Linked DNA regions of Homo sapiens: region 1 is linked to region 2. The links are chromatin loops, found by intact Hi-C in ENCODE. Cell type or tissue: heart left ventricle. All regions are shown on one strand.

What was found. Peaks named below come from ENCODE experiments on the same cell type or tissue, not always from the same donor. Only the 100,000 strongest peaks of a DNase experiment are listed, where the experiment ranks them.
Region 1: it touches region 2 in a loop (5-fold over the local background); 7 of 110 quality-filtered maps call a loop at or near these places.

What each region holds. Positions count from the first base shown.
Region 1 is chr1:15,042,740-15,050,739 of GRCh38, forward strand. It overlaps KAZN (kazrin, periplakin interacting protein), which reads left to right. Exons shown (of 15, transcript NM_201628.3): 4 at 1,250-1,420. Among named protein-coding and RNA genes, the nearest start is that of TMEM51-AS1, 110 kb to the right of the region's middle. RefSeq lists an enhancer at 3,872-4,101. In heart left ventricle, CTCF peaks have their summits at 3,974 (motif pointing left) and 4,202; a DNase peak (open chromatin) is centred at 3,932.
Region 2 is chr1:13,660,959-13,668,958 of GRCh38, forward strand. No RefSeq gene overlaps it. Among named protein-coding and RNA genes, the nearest start is that of PRDM2, 35 kb to the right of the region's middle. In heart left ventricle, a CTCF peak has its summit at 4,901 (motif pointing right); no DNase peak of the experiment used is centred here; H3K27me3 peaks cover 626 bases.

The DNA.
Region 1 (8,000 bases), 1.4 Mb after region 2:
CTCCCTCAGCCTCCCTGTCTCTCACCATCTGGAAGTGAGGCCTTCAGAGACAGGTTTGTCAGACAAGGCAGGATGGTGGCCTCTCTCCACGGTCCCAGGCCACACGGAGACCTTGGATTTGCTTTTGATTTGGTGAATGGGAAGATGGTGGCTGGGTGGATGGGTAGAGCTCCCCGCTGGGACTGTCCTTCTCAAAAGGACGCCTGTTGTTCTGAAACTTTGCTCCGGCCAACAGAGGTCACAGCCTCGATTCAGCTGTCTGTTCCTTCCCTGCTGGCTCTGCTCTGGGGACTGGCACAGCCGGGGCCTGGCCCTTCCCTGGACAATCACAGAAAACAGCTCATGCAGGAGGGCCAGCCTGGGGAGGGGCTGGGGCAAGCGGCTGAGGACTGTGCTGCATTCAGGACACAGCAACTGTTTCTCTCACAGGCTGTGACCCTGTGGAGTGGTGGCCGGACCTTGTGGCAGTCCAGACAATTGGGGTCGCTGGTGCCTCCTTACTGTTGACCCTGTTTCCCTGTGATGAACACAATTGACCAAACAGAACAAAGCCCCAGAACAACTATTGCACCCTAACTTCTGTCAGACTGTGTTAAGTATTTCCCGCACGTGAAGTCATTCAATCTTTAGAATTCTTTGAAACAAGTAGGATTGACTCCTGCCCCATTTTACATAAGGGGAACCCAGACTCGATGAGGTAGAATGACTTCCCCAAAGCAGTCATTTGCCAACTTACTCATTCATGCAGCAAAAAAAGGGTTTAATGAGTGTCTACTGGGTTCGTCTCTGTTCCAGTCTTCCAGCTAGTTTGTGGCAGAGCTGGAGTTCGTGCCCACGGCTTTCCCACCACAGAGCCAGAGCTCCTGGCCACATGTCATGGGGCCTCCCCACTTCTTTTTTTTTTTTTTTTTTTTTTTTTTTTGAGACAGAGTCTCGCTCTGTCGCCCAGGCTGGAGTGCAGTGGTGCGATCTCGGCTCACTGCAAGCTCCACCTCCCAGGTTCTGCCATTCTCCTGCCTCAGCCTCCCGAGTAGCTGGGACTACAGGTGCCCGCCACCATGCCTGGCTAATTTTTTTGTGTTTTTAGTAGAGACGGGGTTTCACCATGTTAGCCAGGATGGTCTCAATCTCCTGACCTCGTGACCCCACTTCTTTTTCCATCTAGGAGTTAGGCCCCCTCTAGGCATCCCTGGGCCAGGAGGAGCCTGGCTGTAACACCCACGGTGCTCTCTCCCTCTCCCACCCACAGGAGAGCGAGGATGCGGTCAAAGCGCTGGCCAAGGAGAAGGACCTGCTGGAGCGTGAGAAGTGGGAGCTGCGGCGCCAAGCCAAGGAGGCCACAGACCACGCCACGGCACTGCGCTCCCAGCTGGACCTCAAGGACAACCGGATGAAGGAGCTGGAGGCCGAGCTGGCCATGGTGAGAACCCTCCCCACCCAGGTGGGCCTGGCATCTGCTAGCAGTGCCGTGCTGGGAGCCGGGACGTCTGGCACCGACTCACATCGGAGACCTAGGGTGGGGTGGGTGGGGCAGAGCAGAACACAAGCAGGGGGCAGGGCCCGCCGCGGGAGGGGGCTTTCTGCAATGCATCATAAGTTTCCCTCCAAGACCATGCCCCCAGAGACTGGGCCAGCCTTTTATCCACCTGCCTTGGGCCCAGGGAGTGTGGAGACGCTGGGAAACCACTCACTCCTCCACACACCCCAGCCTACTATTAGGAAAAAAAGGCCTAGTGCAGTGGCTCATGCCTGTAATCCCAGCAGTTTAGGAGACCAGGGCAGGTGGATCGTATTTGAGCCCAGCAGCTTGAGACCAGCCTGGGCAACATGGCAAAACCCTATCTCTACCAAAAAATTAGCCAGGCCTGGTACATGCCTGTAGTCCCAACTAGACCGGTGGCTGAGGCAAAAGGATTGCCTGAGCCCTGGAGGTAAGGCTGCAGTGAGCCACTGCACCCCAGCCTGGGCGACAGTGAGACCCTGTCTCAAACAAAAAAAAAAAAAGGAAAGGAAAAAAAATTTTTTTTGTTTAAAATATACATATTTGCTTAGGAAAATATTTGGGAGGAAATACATGGAAATATTAATGTTCATTCTCTCAGAGTGGTAGCAACTTTTATTTATTTCTTTGTTTGTTTATTGGCCTCTTTTCAAATGTCTTTGCAGCAAAAATGTCTTACTTGGGTCATTAAGGAAACAAATAATTTTTTCCTAACCCAAACCAAACCCTCAAAATACTTCCAGACACTTTGTTTTCCCAGGAGATGCGTACCCTTTGTGTGTGGGGACAGAGGGTCCGGGTCGGGAGAGAGAGCCCTGGAGGTCTGTTCTGCCTGCTCCTGTGTGACCTTGGGCTGCCCACTCAACTGTTCTGGGCTTCAGTGCCTTTTACTTGTTACTGGGCTGGGAGTGGAGTCTTAATCCCACCCTACCTTCCCCACAGGGTGGCTGGGCAGATCCAGGGAGCTTGTGGCTAGAGTAGGGGAAGGGGGAGGACGTAAGTCTTAGAGGATTTGTCGTCCTGCAGAGTGCTGATGCCAGCTAACGGTGTGGTTACAGCCATGTGATCTGGGTTCGAATCCAGCCCCAGGTGCTTCCCAGCTGTGTGACTTTGGGCAGGAGCCTTCACCTCTCTGGACTCCATATCCATCAACTCAAAACAGAGATAATGGCATATGTAGTTGACCCTTAAACAACGCAGGGCTTAGGGGTGCCGATCCCCTGCGCAGCTAAATCCATGTATAACTTTTGACTCCCCTAGAAGATAACTTCTAGTAGCCCACTGTTAACCAGAAGCCTTACTAAGAACAGTCAGCGAGCACATCTTTTGTGTGTTCACTGTGTCGTGTACTGTCTTTGTATTAGTTCATTCCTACACTGCTATAAAGAAATAGCTGAGACTGGGTAATTTATAAAGGAAAGAGGTTTAATTGACTCACAGTTCCGAATGGCTGGGGATGCCTCAGAAACTCATAATCATGGCGGAAGGCAAAGGAGAAACAAGGCACCTTCTTTACAGGATGGCAGGAGGGAGAATGAATGCAGAGGAACTACCACACGCTTATGAACCATCAGATCTCGTTAGCATTCTATCACTATCACGAGAACAGCATAGGGGAAACCAGCGCCATTATCCACTTACCTCCACCTGGTCCTTCCCTTGACACGTGGGGATTACAATTCGAGATGAGATTTGGCTGGGGACCCAGAGCCAACCATATCAGTATTCTTTGAATAAAGTAAGCTAGAGCAAAGAAAATGTTATTAAGAGAATCAGGCCGGACGTGGTGGCTCATGCCTGTAATCGCAGCACTTTGGGAGACCGAGGAGGGTGGATCACCTGAGGTCAGGAGTTCGAGACCAGCCTGGCTAACACGGTGTAACCTTGTCTCTACTAAAAATACAAAAATTAGCCAGACATGGCGGTGGATGCCTGTAATCCCAGTTACTCGGGAGGCTGAGACAGGAGAATCGTTTGAACCCGGGAGGCGGAGGTTGCAGTGAGCCAAGGTCAAGCCGCTGCACTCCAGCCTGGGCAACAGAGCAAGACTCCGTCTCAAAAAAAAAAGAGAATCATAAGGAAGAGAAAATATATTTGCTATTAATTAAGTGGAAGAAGAGGATCATCATCAAGGTCTTCATCCTCGTTGTCTTCACGCTGAGTGGCTGAGGAGGAGGAGGGAGAGGAAGGATTGGCTTTGCTGTCTCGGGGTGACGGAGGTAGAAGAAAATCCGCCGATAATCAGACCCACGCACCCATGCCGTCCAAACCCACGTTGTTCAAGAGTGGACTGTGCTTTGTGGGGCTCTTGTGAGGATTTCCAAGAAATAAAGCAGGAGAAGCATTTGGCACCGGGCCTGGATTCCTGGACGTGGTAAAACCACGGCAGGATGGTTTACTAAGGGCCAGGCCCCAGGACAGGCCGGGGCAGGATCCGTGGGCCTAGCCTAGGTCTCCTTGTCCAATGCTGACCCCTAGTGGTGAGAACTGCTGGGCAGGAAAAAGCTGCGGCTGCAGGGACTTCTGGGGTCCAGGGGGTTCCCACCAGTGGGGTTGATAATACTGGAGGCCCTGCTGCTGCGTGCAGCCCAGAAAGAAACCTTTGAACTTGCAGGCCAGGAAAAGGCCCCTGTTCTCCCAGGTCTTTCTCATGCCTTGTGGACAGACAGATATGTCTTCCTTCCTTGGAGTCCTGGCCTTAGGCATCCGAGGACTCCCTGGGTCTTTCTGGCCTAGAAACCAGCTCACCCTGGCTTCCACTCCCACTGCGTCTGGACACTCAGCCTGTTTCCGCTCTGGCCAAGAAAACTCAGCTTCTGGCCTCCTTCTGGCAGGCATCAGATGCATCTGCCCGTGTGAATGTTGGCAACTCAGGTTGATTGGTTTATGTTCATGTTAACAGCACATGCAGTGTCTACCCAGGGCTTGGAGGCAGAGAGAAGGGGCTTCACGAGGAGCTGTGATGACCCCAGTCTTGTTGGGGTGTCCACCTGACTGCAGGTTCCCTCCATTGCCCGCCATGCCTAAAGTTTCACCGCCAGGCTGTGTTGCCTGCAGGCCCAGCTCCCCCACTGCACAGCTGACCCTTCCTCGGGGGGTGCCTTAAGTCCTGGGTTGCAAGCAACAGAAAGCAGCTCTGCTCTGCCAGTGGAAGCATAGAGGGTGGGTTGGAAGGAAGTCAGGGTCCACACGTGCAGTGGGGAGGTGGAGGGCGCAGCTTAGCAATGGCAGAAGCCACGGCAGCTGCAGGCCGGGCGTGGTGTCTCGTGCCTGTAATCTTTTGGCTTTGGGAGGCCAAAGCGGGCAGATGACTTGAGGTCAGGAGTTTGAGACCACCCTGGCCAACATGGCGAAACCCTGATTCAACTGAAAATACAAAAATCAGCTAGATGTGGTGGCACGCAGCTGTAATCCCAGCTCCTCGGGAGGCTGAGGCAGGACAATCGCTTGAACCCAGAAGGCAGAGGTTGCACTGAGCCAAAATCGCACCACTGCACTCCAGCCTGGGCAACAGAGCGAAACCCCATCTCAAAAAAAAAAGAAGCCCCCCAGCTGCGGAGGTGGGGAGCCAGGCCCGGGGGGATGGTGCACTCAGCAGCCCCTGCAGCTGGGGGACGAACATGTCCCTTTTGTCTTCTGATGAAATCTTACCTCTGTGAGGTCCATGCAGTGTGCCCTGTGGCCCATCTTGGGCCACTTACTTGCCCCTTACCCAGGGGTCCTGGCTGTAGCTGCTGGTGCTGGGCGGTTTCTTAAGTGACCCTGAGGTGCTGCCACAGAGGTGGCAAAGCTCACACCTGCCAGTGACACTGAGGCCACTGGGAAAGCAGGTATTGGGGAAAGAGCCCAGGCTGGTGCCAAGTGAGGGGTGAGCAGCCCCTCAGGATCCAGGCATCGTCCCTCCCCCCATGTCCTGAGGAGCCAACTCTGGGCCGCCCCACACACCCTCTTCGCTGCTTCACTTGGGGAAAAGCCAAAAAGACATTTGCTTCTGCAGACGTTTCCCAAGAAGCAAAGCCCTCTATTGGCATTTAGCAATGAAGGTGGGCACCCTGAGGCCTGCCCAGCCATCCACCCTTGCTGGGGGCATTTCCTGTTAAATCCTGATTGAACCAGGCATTACCACCCACACAGCAACTTCTCTGTAACCACACTGGCCCCAAGGGACCGCATGTGTGTGTATGTGTGTGTGTGTGTGTATGTGTAAAATATTGTTTATCAACTTAGAATGTCAAGGCCCGAGCCCACATGAGCCTACCGTTGCCCCCGCAGGAGCCTCCCCTCCATGGCCAGAGCCAGCGTTGATCCTTGGTTGTTGGTCCTGGGTCGTTGATCCTTGGTCGTTGGTCCTGGGTCGTCGGTCCTGGGTCGCTGGTCCTGGGTCGTCGGTCCTGGGTCGTCGGTCCTGGGTCGTCGGTCCTGGGTCGCTGGTCCTGGGTCGTTGGTCCTGGGTCGTTGATCCTTGGTCGTTGGTCCTGGGTCGTTGGTCATGGGTCGTCGATCCTGGGTCGTCGATCCTGGGTCGTCGATCCTGGGTCGTTGATCCTTGGTCATTGGTCCTGAGTCGTTGGTCCTGGGTTGTTGGTGCTGGGTCGTTGGTCCTGGGTCGTTGGTCCTTGGTCGTTGGTCCTGGGTCGTTGGTCCTGGGTCGTTGGTCCTGGGTCGTTGGTCATGCCGTTCAGTGGTTTTTAGCATGCTGACAACATTGTGCAGCCACCACTGCTGTCTAATTCCAGAACAGTTGCATCTCCCCAAGAAGCACCCCGTCTTCATGCGCAGTCACTCCAGTGAGGTCTGTATTCTTACGGTTTCGGAGCTGGAGATCAGGCGATCCTGTACTCCATGGGGTGACGGCTTTGCCGGGAGGCTTTTGACGGGAGTCCAGCCATGGCCTGAAGGAGGCAGCTCCCTTACCAGCCTTCCCTCAGTCCACAGGCCTTTCCCACCAGCCTCCCTAGTCACATGTGGGGCTGGGAGACAGGGCTGCCTGCTCCTGAGACCATGGGCATCCCCCACACACTGGTCCTGTCCCTGGGAGCCCGGCTCACACGGACCTCGCTGCTGACGAGCGCGGCTTCTCCAGCACGGGAAATGCTCTTCAGTTTACGGTGCTCTCTGTAAACAAGGGCACCATAGACGTTTGGGGCCACATAACAGTGGTGGGGCTGCCCTGTGCTCTGTAGGGTGTGTGGCAGCTTCCCTGGCCTCCACCCACCAGATGCCAGCAGCACCCCCTCCACCCCAGCCCCCCAGTGTCACAGCAGTAGACTCCAGACATGGCCAGATGTCCCCTGGAGTGCAGAATCACCCCAGACTGGAAGCACCCCTCCATCAAGTAGGACATTTTGCAAGAATCAGACGTTCCTATCTGTCTGGGCCTGGGCTGTTTGAGTCTAGCAGAGTCCCAGTTTGGGTCCTGTTATTTTCTGTCTGTGTGACCCTTGACAAGGGACTTAACCTTTCTGAGCCTCAGTTTCCTCCTGTATAAAATCAGAACTATAGGCCAGGTGTGGTGGCACACACCTGTAATCCCAGCACTTTGGGGAGGCCGAGGCAGGTGGATCACCTGAGGTCAGGAGTTCAAGACTAGGTTGGCCAACATGGTGAAACCCGTCTCTACTAAAAATACAAAAATTAGCCAGGCATGATGGCAGGCGCCTGTAATCCCAGCTACTCTGGAGGCTGAGGCAGGAGAATCGCTTGAACCCAGGAGGGTTGCAGTGAGCTGAGATCACACCATTGCCCTCCAGCCTGGATGACAGAGTGAGACTCCATCAGAGTAGAGTAGGGTAGGGTAGGGTAGGGTAGGGTAGGGTAGGGTAGGGTAGAGTAGAGTAGAGTACAGTAGAGTACAGTAGAGTAGAGTAGAGTAGAGTAGTAGAGTAGGTCTCCATCTCAATAGAATAATAGAATAGAATGGAATAGAATAGAATAGAATAGAATAGAATAGAATAGAATAGAATAGAATAGAATAGAATAGAACCTTCCCCCTAGAGTGACAGTGCAGGGAAGTGAGGCAGTGGGTGAATCAGGCAGGCACGCTGCAGAACTCGGTCAGCGTTCACAGCTCTGTGCTGAGGTTGCTCTAGAGCCACCCTGTCCTCAGACCCCACTGGGGAGGAAGAGGCGTGGATTCTCATGCCTGTTCCACTCATCAGTATTTGACCTCGCACATGTCACCTTTAACCTTTTCCTGCCTCAGTTTCCTCATCTGTAAAAACGACAGCCACCACAGGCCCAGACGAGAGGCAGGGACTGTGAGGGATGAGCGGGCGGAGAAGCAGGAGGGCTTGGCCAAGCCTCAGGTTTATTTTTAATGGCCACGCTCTGAGTCTATGTCCCTTGTGCCTGTTCTCAGCTGCAACGAAAGCAGTCTGCCCCAAATGTGCCACCTTCAGGCCCCTGGCCACCACCTTCTTGGACCATTTGGACCAGCCCTTGCCAAGCCAGTTCCTAGGCTGGGTCTGAACCCAGAGTGGTGGGGGGCCTGCCGCCCTGC
Region 2 (8,000 bases):
ACTTGCAGTGAACCAAGATCGCGCCCCTGCACTCCAGCCTGGGCGACAGAGCGAGACTCCGTCTCAAAAAAAGAGAAATTATACATGTGTGTCTATAGGGATATATTTATAAAATCCCAACACACAATGAACTTCCTATTGGTGTGCTCTGGCCTCTGAAAAGTAATTGACTCAATGGTAATTGGCCTTTAGTGACAATGTACTTTAATGATAGTGGCTTATGTGACCTGCAAATGTTAAAGTCCCATGTCTTGCTGAGTTCCTTTGTGATAGTGAGTGATATAGTTTGGTTGTATCCCCACCCAAAATATCATCTTGAATTGTAATCCACATAATCCCCATAATCACCATTTGTCAAGGGGACCAGGTGGAGGTAATTGGATCATGGGGGTGGTTCCCCCATGCTGTTCTCGTGATAATGATTTTTCATGAGATCTGATGGTTATATAATCATCTGGTACTCACTCCATCCTGTCACCCTGTGAAAAAGGTGCCTGCTTCTCCTTTGCCTTCTGCCATGATTATAAGTATAAACCTCTTTCCTTTATAAATTACCAGTCTCGGGTATTTCTTCATAGAAGTGTGAGAACGGACTAATACAGGTTAGTTCTTCTGCAGCTCATCTGCTACTCACAAGTGGAAAGAAGCAGCTCACAGACTCTTCATCTCCAAGAGTCAGACTTTCAGGGCCTCCCTCAGCAAACCTGCACGGCTTCCTCCAAGGCAGAAGTCCAGGGAATTACTTATGACTAATGCGGTCAGACCCAAAGCAGTCACTCCACCCAGTCGGAGGGAGTCCTACGCTGGTTGCTGCCTCCCCACCTTCCTCACCCCCATGCTCAAAACTGTGACACCCAGGTCATTGACACCTGTGTCTGCAGCTGGCAGGGCCACAGTTCTGATCACATTCACACATTCCTTCATTCATCATTTCATTCATTCACACACCTTTATTTGAAAACTGACATATGGTGGATACTGATGTTTCTGAGATAAAGTACCCAGTTTGCTGTTAATGCAAACTCAATACGGCCTGGGAAGGACTCCGTACTTCTATATTCGAGCCCCTGTGGACGAACTGTAACCTAGCTTAATAGGCAGACAAGGTTGAAAACCTAATTTAGGAGTATACACCTGTAACAATTACAATAGTTGAGTCTTGGCCAATCCCAGCAGCCATACTTCAACCACTCAGAGACTGCTAAGTGTTCAAACTGTGTTCAAATAAGACAAACACCAGCCTGTAACCAATCCAGCTGTTTCTGTACCTCACTGCCGATTTCTGTATGGCACTTCCCTTTCTTTGTCTATAAATTTGTTCTGACCAGGGGGCATCCCTGGAGTTTCTCTAAATCTGCTGTGATTCTGGGGGCTGCCTGATTGGGGAATCATGCATTGTTCAATTAAACTCATTTAAAATTAATTCAGCTGAAGTTTTTCTTTTAACACTGCCCTTACTAACTTCGCAGCCTAGTGGGGAGAAGTCATGTGACAAATACAAAGTGAGGAAAAAACTCCTTAAACTCCTAAACTGTGCTACCAGTGTGCTAATAACAGATTTACGGGGATTATTTCATTTAATCCTCACAACAACATGAGGAGGTGGATACCATTATTATCTTCATTTCACATAGGCACCCCACCCCCCCAAAGAAAAGAGGATTCAGCAACAGGCACAGCAATTTGCCCAAGATGACAAAGCTAGAAATGGTGGAAATTAGCCAGGAAGTCACGCTGACTCCAGACTCTGTGTAATTTACATGTCTCAGGCATTTTTACAAGAAAAAAAAAAAAAACCAGGCACAGTGTCTCATGCCTGTAATCCCAGCATTTTGGGAGGCCTCAGTGGGAGGATTGCTTGAGCCCAGGAGTTCGAGACCAGCCTAGGCAACCCCGTCTCAAAATAAATAAATAAATAGCTTTTTAATCCTCTAACCTAGCAATTCTGCTTCTAGAGGAATTGTTTTATAATTGTTTATAATGGCAAATAAACTGTCCTACATGTCCATCAAGGAGAGCGTGTTTACAAGACTTGTAGTATGCTCACCCCATGAAGTATTTTACACACAGTGATGAAAATGAATCCACGATGGCCATAAATGTTAGAAACGTAAGACTGAATTTTTAAAAGCCAAAGACCACACACCATATGATGACATTTTGAAAGCTCAAACCCAGTAAAAGAAGATAACACATTGTTTTGACAACACACAGCTTAGGTAAGCAGATTTTTTTTTTTAAGTCAGAGAGTGATAAAGACAAACTTTAGGGTAACGATCATCTGGGAGGATGGATCTAGGGAAGCAGAAGAAGGAATTAGGGGTGGGGGTTGTCCAAGTAAATGTGAGGCCTTTTGTAATGGTTTAATTCCAGGATTGACAAGCTAGAGCCTGCAGGCCAAATCTGGCCCTTCAACTGTTTTTGTAAATAAAGTGGGTTTTTTTGTTTTGTTTTGTTTGAGTTGGATTCTCGCTCTGTTGCCCAGGCTGGAGTGCAATGGTGCAATCTCACCTCACTGCAACTTCCACCTCCTGGGTTCAAGCAATTCTGCCTCAGCCTCCTGAGTAGCTGGGGTTACAGGCACCCACCACCATGCCTGGCTAATTTTTGCATTTATAGTAGGGACAGGGTTTCACCATGTTGGCCAGGCTGGTCTCTTTGGTCAGGCTGGTCTCGAACTCCTAACCTTGTGATCTGCCCGCCTCAGCCTCCCAAAGTGCTGGGATTACAGGCCATAAAGTTTTATCTGAACACAGACACACCAATTTGTTTACATATTGTCTATGCCGGCACTCACTCTACAATAGCAGAAATGAGTAGTTGCAATGGAGACTATATGGCCCATAAAGCTTAAAATATTCGCTATCTGACTCTTTACGGAAAAAGTTTGTTGTGACCTCTGTTCTTGCCTTGGATTGAGTAATAGAGTCCTCTCTTTAATAGCGGTAAGACATTCACCTCTCTGGGTCTCAGTTGCCCTATCTGTAAATAGGGATGATACTACTCTGTGAAGTAAGAAACTGTATCATCCTTTAATGTATGGAAAGTGGATTAGTGGTTTTTTAGGGCCAAGAGGTGGCGCTGGGGGGAGATGAGAATATGGAAATAGGGACTGACTACTAATGAGTAAAAAGTTTCTCTAAGGGGGATAAAAATATTGTAAATTAGACTGTAGTGATGATTGCACAACCCTATCAAAAGATCCACGGCTTCCTGCGGGATTTCTCAACCTCAGCACGATTGACATTTGGGGCTGGATACTTCCTTGTTGTGGGGCTGTCCTGTCAATGTAAGATGGTGAGCAGCCTCCCTGGCCTCTACCCATTATGGGTAGTGATGCCAGTAGCACTCACCAAGTTGTGAAAACCAAAATGTCTCCAGACATTGCCACATATCCCTGGAAGCAGCTAGGGGGAGTAAAATCACCCCCAGTTGAAAAACCACCGTTCTATAATAATAACCTGAGAAATTTCCTCTGCACAGCATTACCATAGAAAGGAGAGTCAAAAGTCTTGGAGTAAATAGTAGGACCTTTTTACCATGGAAAATGATCAGCTTTGAATCACTGGGCAGGGACTGAACTGGGCAAGTCTTTGCAAGGGCAACTTCCAAGGAGCAACAAAGGTGGCACTTGAGTAATTTGGAAAGTGATACTAAGCAAGTTGGAAGGCTGCTGTGTTCCGCTCATGAAAACATCTGCACCTAAGTGGTAAGAGTTAGCTGTGTGGTCCTGGCCAATTTCCAGCCCAGGTGACTGCAGTCTCCTGTTCTTAGTCTTCCCTCCAATTTCTGTAGGGCATGGTGCTTTTCTTTACTTCCTGTTCCATACCTGATGACTAAGCCATCATTAGTCTCTTCTAGTGATTAGTTAGGAAATATTAATTTTAAATCAGCAAAGCACTAGGGGAAGAAAAGGACAACTTGGGTTTCCCTTTTCATCCCCAAGGGATGTAACAGCGCACCCGTCAAATCCTTGGTGGAGAGAGAAACCTCCTTGAAATTATCTTGCCAAAAGAGAAAAACGGATTAGCCAATAGTTCATAAATTTGAAAGCATAGGGCTTTCTTTTGATGAAGGCCACTTCCTAGAGGAATGGAGAGGAAGCTTGATCACAGAGTTTAGACACAGTTGAAGAACCCAGTGCTCCCCATTTCCCCTCCCATACATGTCTCTAATCTGATGGTCCCCTTACATCCCATCCTTGCAGGAAATTGATTCTCTTTCCAGCCTTTGCTCAATCCTTGCTCCCATTTATTTATTTTATTTATTTACTTTGAGACGGAGTCATGCTCTGTCACCCAGGCTGAAGGGCAGTGGTGTGATCTCGGCTCACTGCAACCTCCACCTCCCGGGTTCAAGTGATTCTCCTGCCTCAGCCTCCTGAGAGCTGGGATTACAGGCAGCTGCCACCACACCCTGATAATTTCTGTATTTTTAGTAGGGTTGGGGTTACGCCAGGCTGGTCTCGAACTCCTGATCTCAGGTGATCCACCCGCCTCGGCCTCCCAAAGTGCTGGGATTACAGGCGTGAGCCATCATGCCCAGCCCCTTGCTCCCATTTAAACCGTCAGCCCCGAGCTTCAACCCTTAGAGGCCTGGTTTCTGCCCAGCATCAAAGTGAATGGGATAGTCCTAAAGGGACCAATTTGTCTAGATTGGTCCAAGACTTGGTGGATTTTAGCACTGAAGGAGGTCCCGGGCAATCTTTTGGTCCCCAGCAAAACGAAAGGGTTGGATAGCTTAACTCCCTGAAGGCCTCCTCCATATTTCATCTCTTGTAACCTCGCAGCATCCAGGTCAACCAGTGATTGTGCGTCTTAAAAAAACAGAGCAAACCACTTGAATGAGACAAGCAAATTGCAAATTAACTGCAACTCTTCCTGATGCCCACCAGAGGGCTCCTTCTTCCACATAAACAGCCCTGCTGTGCCCAAAGGAACAGAACCTTCCGGACTAGGAGCAATCAAGTTAAGACGGCTCTGACAGTCACTGCCTCACAGCAGAAGTAAAAGAAGAGGGCTACGTCAATGTCATTTCTGCCTCTGTTAACAAACAGAAAGCACTGCTTATGAAATGGGTTCTCCATTCGTGTTCCAGGAATAGCCTTTATTCCAGGTCCTCACCGGAACCTTGCAAAGTGGGAACCGCTGGTGAATGGCCTAAGGTCACAAAACCATCAAACTTCAAAGACCGCAGTCTTTCCACTGTACCAAGTTACCTTGTTATTTCAAAGAACAGTGAAATGAGAGCGTTACAAGCTGTTCCCTGGGCTTAGGGCTGTGGGTGTGGACAAGGGAGGCTGGATGTGGACCCAGTGCCTGAAGGGGAATTTGGTCAACAGCCATAATGAAGAGCAGGAATGGGGGTGGGCGTGCAAGGGCATCGCTTCACCATGTGGACACCAACAGGAGCAAGAGAGTAATGGGGAGGCAGGGACAACCAGCCCTTGTAAATTCCCAACTCTAAGACAGCTGACAGCAGCAGCTACCATGGCTGCCCCATCTCAGGGAGCTCAGAGCACGCAGCAGATGGGATGCAGGCAGAGAGTTCAAGGCTATTAGGCCTCAGCACTAACCAGGGAGTCCTTAAGGGAACCAGGTGGGACTGCGTGTGCCCCAGGCTCCAGGCCACCTGTGACTGCCATCTGCCAAAGGAAACCGACAGAGTCACCCCAAACCAAATTAAGAACCAGAGTGCCAAGAGTACCCATAAAAAGAAAGGGTATCTGCCAGTTGTTGTTAAAGCAAAGAAAAAGGAAGAACATGGCAAGTCTACAAATGAGCCATGATATGTGTTAACCCTGGAGTCAGTGCAGAGAACACACAACATTCTAGAAAGGGTTGGGGTAGTTGCGTGGGGAACTTCTCTTAGAACCGAAATCTTTTTTTTTTTTTTTTTACTTTTTTATTTTTTAATTTATTATTATTATACTTTAAGTTTTAGGGTACATGTGCACAATGTGCAGGTTAGTTACATATGTATACATGTGCCATGCTTAGAACTGAAATCTTGCAATTCAGTTCGATTTAGACTCCTCTGCTGCTTTCACCCTTTGCAGACAGGCCCAGCAGCCCTGGGGTTTGCTTGTTCTCACTTTCTTCTTTTTTGGAGAAAAATTCAGCATTAGGTTTCACTATGGCATAGAATAGTTTTGGTTTTTTTTTTTTCTTTTTGTTTGTTTGTTTGTTTTTTAGTCAGTCCCTACCATTTTGACAATCACACTTGGAAGACCAGCTGAGCTGTCAGGAAAAGGACTCCTTTCTGCATTACTTTAACCAAAACAACTATGGTTTTTAAAACTATACATTAGGCCAGCCGAGCGTGGTGGCTCACACCTGTAATCCCAGCACTTTGGGAGGCCAAGGCGGGTGGATCGCTTGAGGTCAGCAGTTGGTGACCAGCCTGGCCAACATGGTGAAACCCCGTCTCTACTAAAATTACAAGAATTAGCTGAACGTGGTGGCACATGCCTGTAGTCCCACCTACTTGGGAGCCTGAGGCAGGAGAATCGCTTGAACCCAGGAGGCAGAGGTTGCAGTGAACCGAGATCGTGCCACTGCACTCCAGCCTGAGCAACAGAGTGAGACTCCGTCTCAAAAAAAACCAAAAAAACCCAACAAAAAACCCCCTATACATTAGATTACTTTATCAGCCCTAGCTTGCCACCAAACGAACTAGGTTATCATTTCTGAGTTGCAAATAATTCTTTCCCCATGGATATATTTTTATCCAGAGTAACATCTGTCTAATTCAAGACTTGAAAAATAAAGCCCACGTGATTTCAAGAAAATGAGCACTTTTAAGTCGTGAAGTATGTTGTAGCCTAAAAAAGAAAAACGTAGTCTTCCAAGAGAACCATCTCTCCAGTAAGAAAAAAAAAAAGTTCTTTGACTGACAGCTCTTTTCAAGTGCAAATGAGAGTGACAGCAAGAAGAGGTTTAAAATTCTCATTGGGTTGGAGGATACTTCTGCTTTTTTAATGTAAATATTGATATGTAATCTGGGTTTGCCCTGTCAGAAAGCATTCATGCATACAAACATGCTCAGGTTTTTTCTGTTTTGTTTTATTTTGTTTTTTTGAGACAGAGTCTCGCTCCATCACCCAGGCTGGAATGCAGTGGCATGATCTCAGCTCACTGCAATTTCCACCTCCCGGGTTCAAGTGATTCTCCTGCCTCAGCCTCCCAAGTAGCTGGGACTACAGGCACACACCACCACACCTGGCTAATTTTTGTATTTTTAGTAGAGACAGGGTTTCACCATGTTGGTTAGGCTGGTCTCTAACTCCTGACCTGGTGATCCACCCGCTTCAGCCTCCCAAAGTGCTGGGATTATAGGAGTGAGCCACTGCGCCCGACTCATGCTCAGGTTTTTTTTGTTTTGTTTTGTGTTTTTGAGACAGAGTCTTGCTCTGTCACCCAGGCTGGAGTGCAGTGGCGCGATCTCGGCTCACTGCAAGCTCTGCCTCCAGGGTTCACGCCATCATCCTGCCTCAGCCTCCCAAGTAGCTGGGACTACAGGCGCGTGCCACCACCGGCTAATTTTTTGTATATTTAGTAGAGACACGGTTTCACCGTGTTAGCCAGGATGGTCTCGATCTCCTGACCTCGTGATCCGCCTGCCTCGGCCTCCCAAAGTGCTGGGATTACAGGCGTGAGCCACCGTGCCCGGCCTCATGCTCAGGTTTTTATACATATGCTCCAGTTCCTTTCCTCGGTAGACCCTGTATTCTTTTCTTTCTGTTTTGAGATGGGGTCTCACTTTGTGGCCCAGGCTCGTCTCAAACTTCCAAGCTCAAGTGATCCTCCTGCCTCAACCTCCCACATAGCTGGGATTACAGGCACTTGCCACTGTTCCTGGCCTGTTTCCTTTATAATGCCCTTCTGGGAAGGCAGAGAGTGTGCATTGTGGCTAATTTCAAGAAGGCAACTCTAAAGAGCACCCCAAAAACTTGCCCATAAATCAGTGAAAGAGCCAATATGATTATATAAGTGACGATC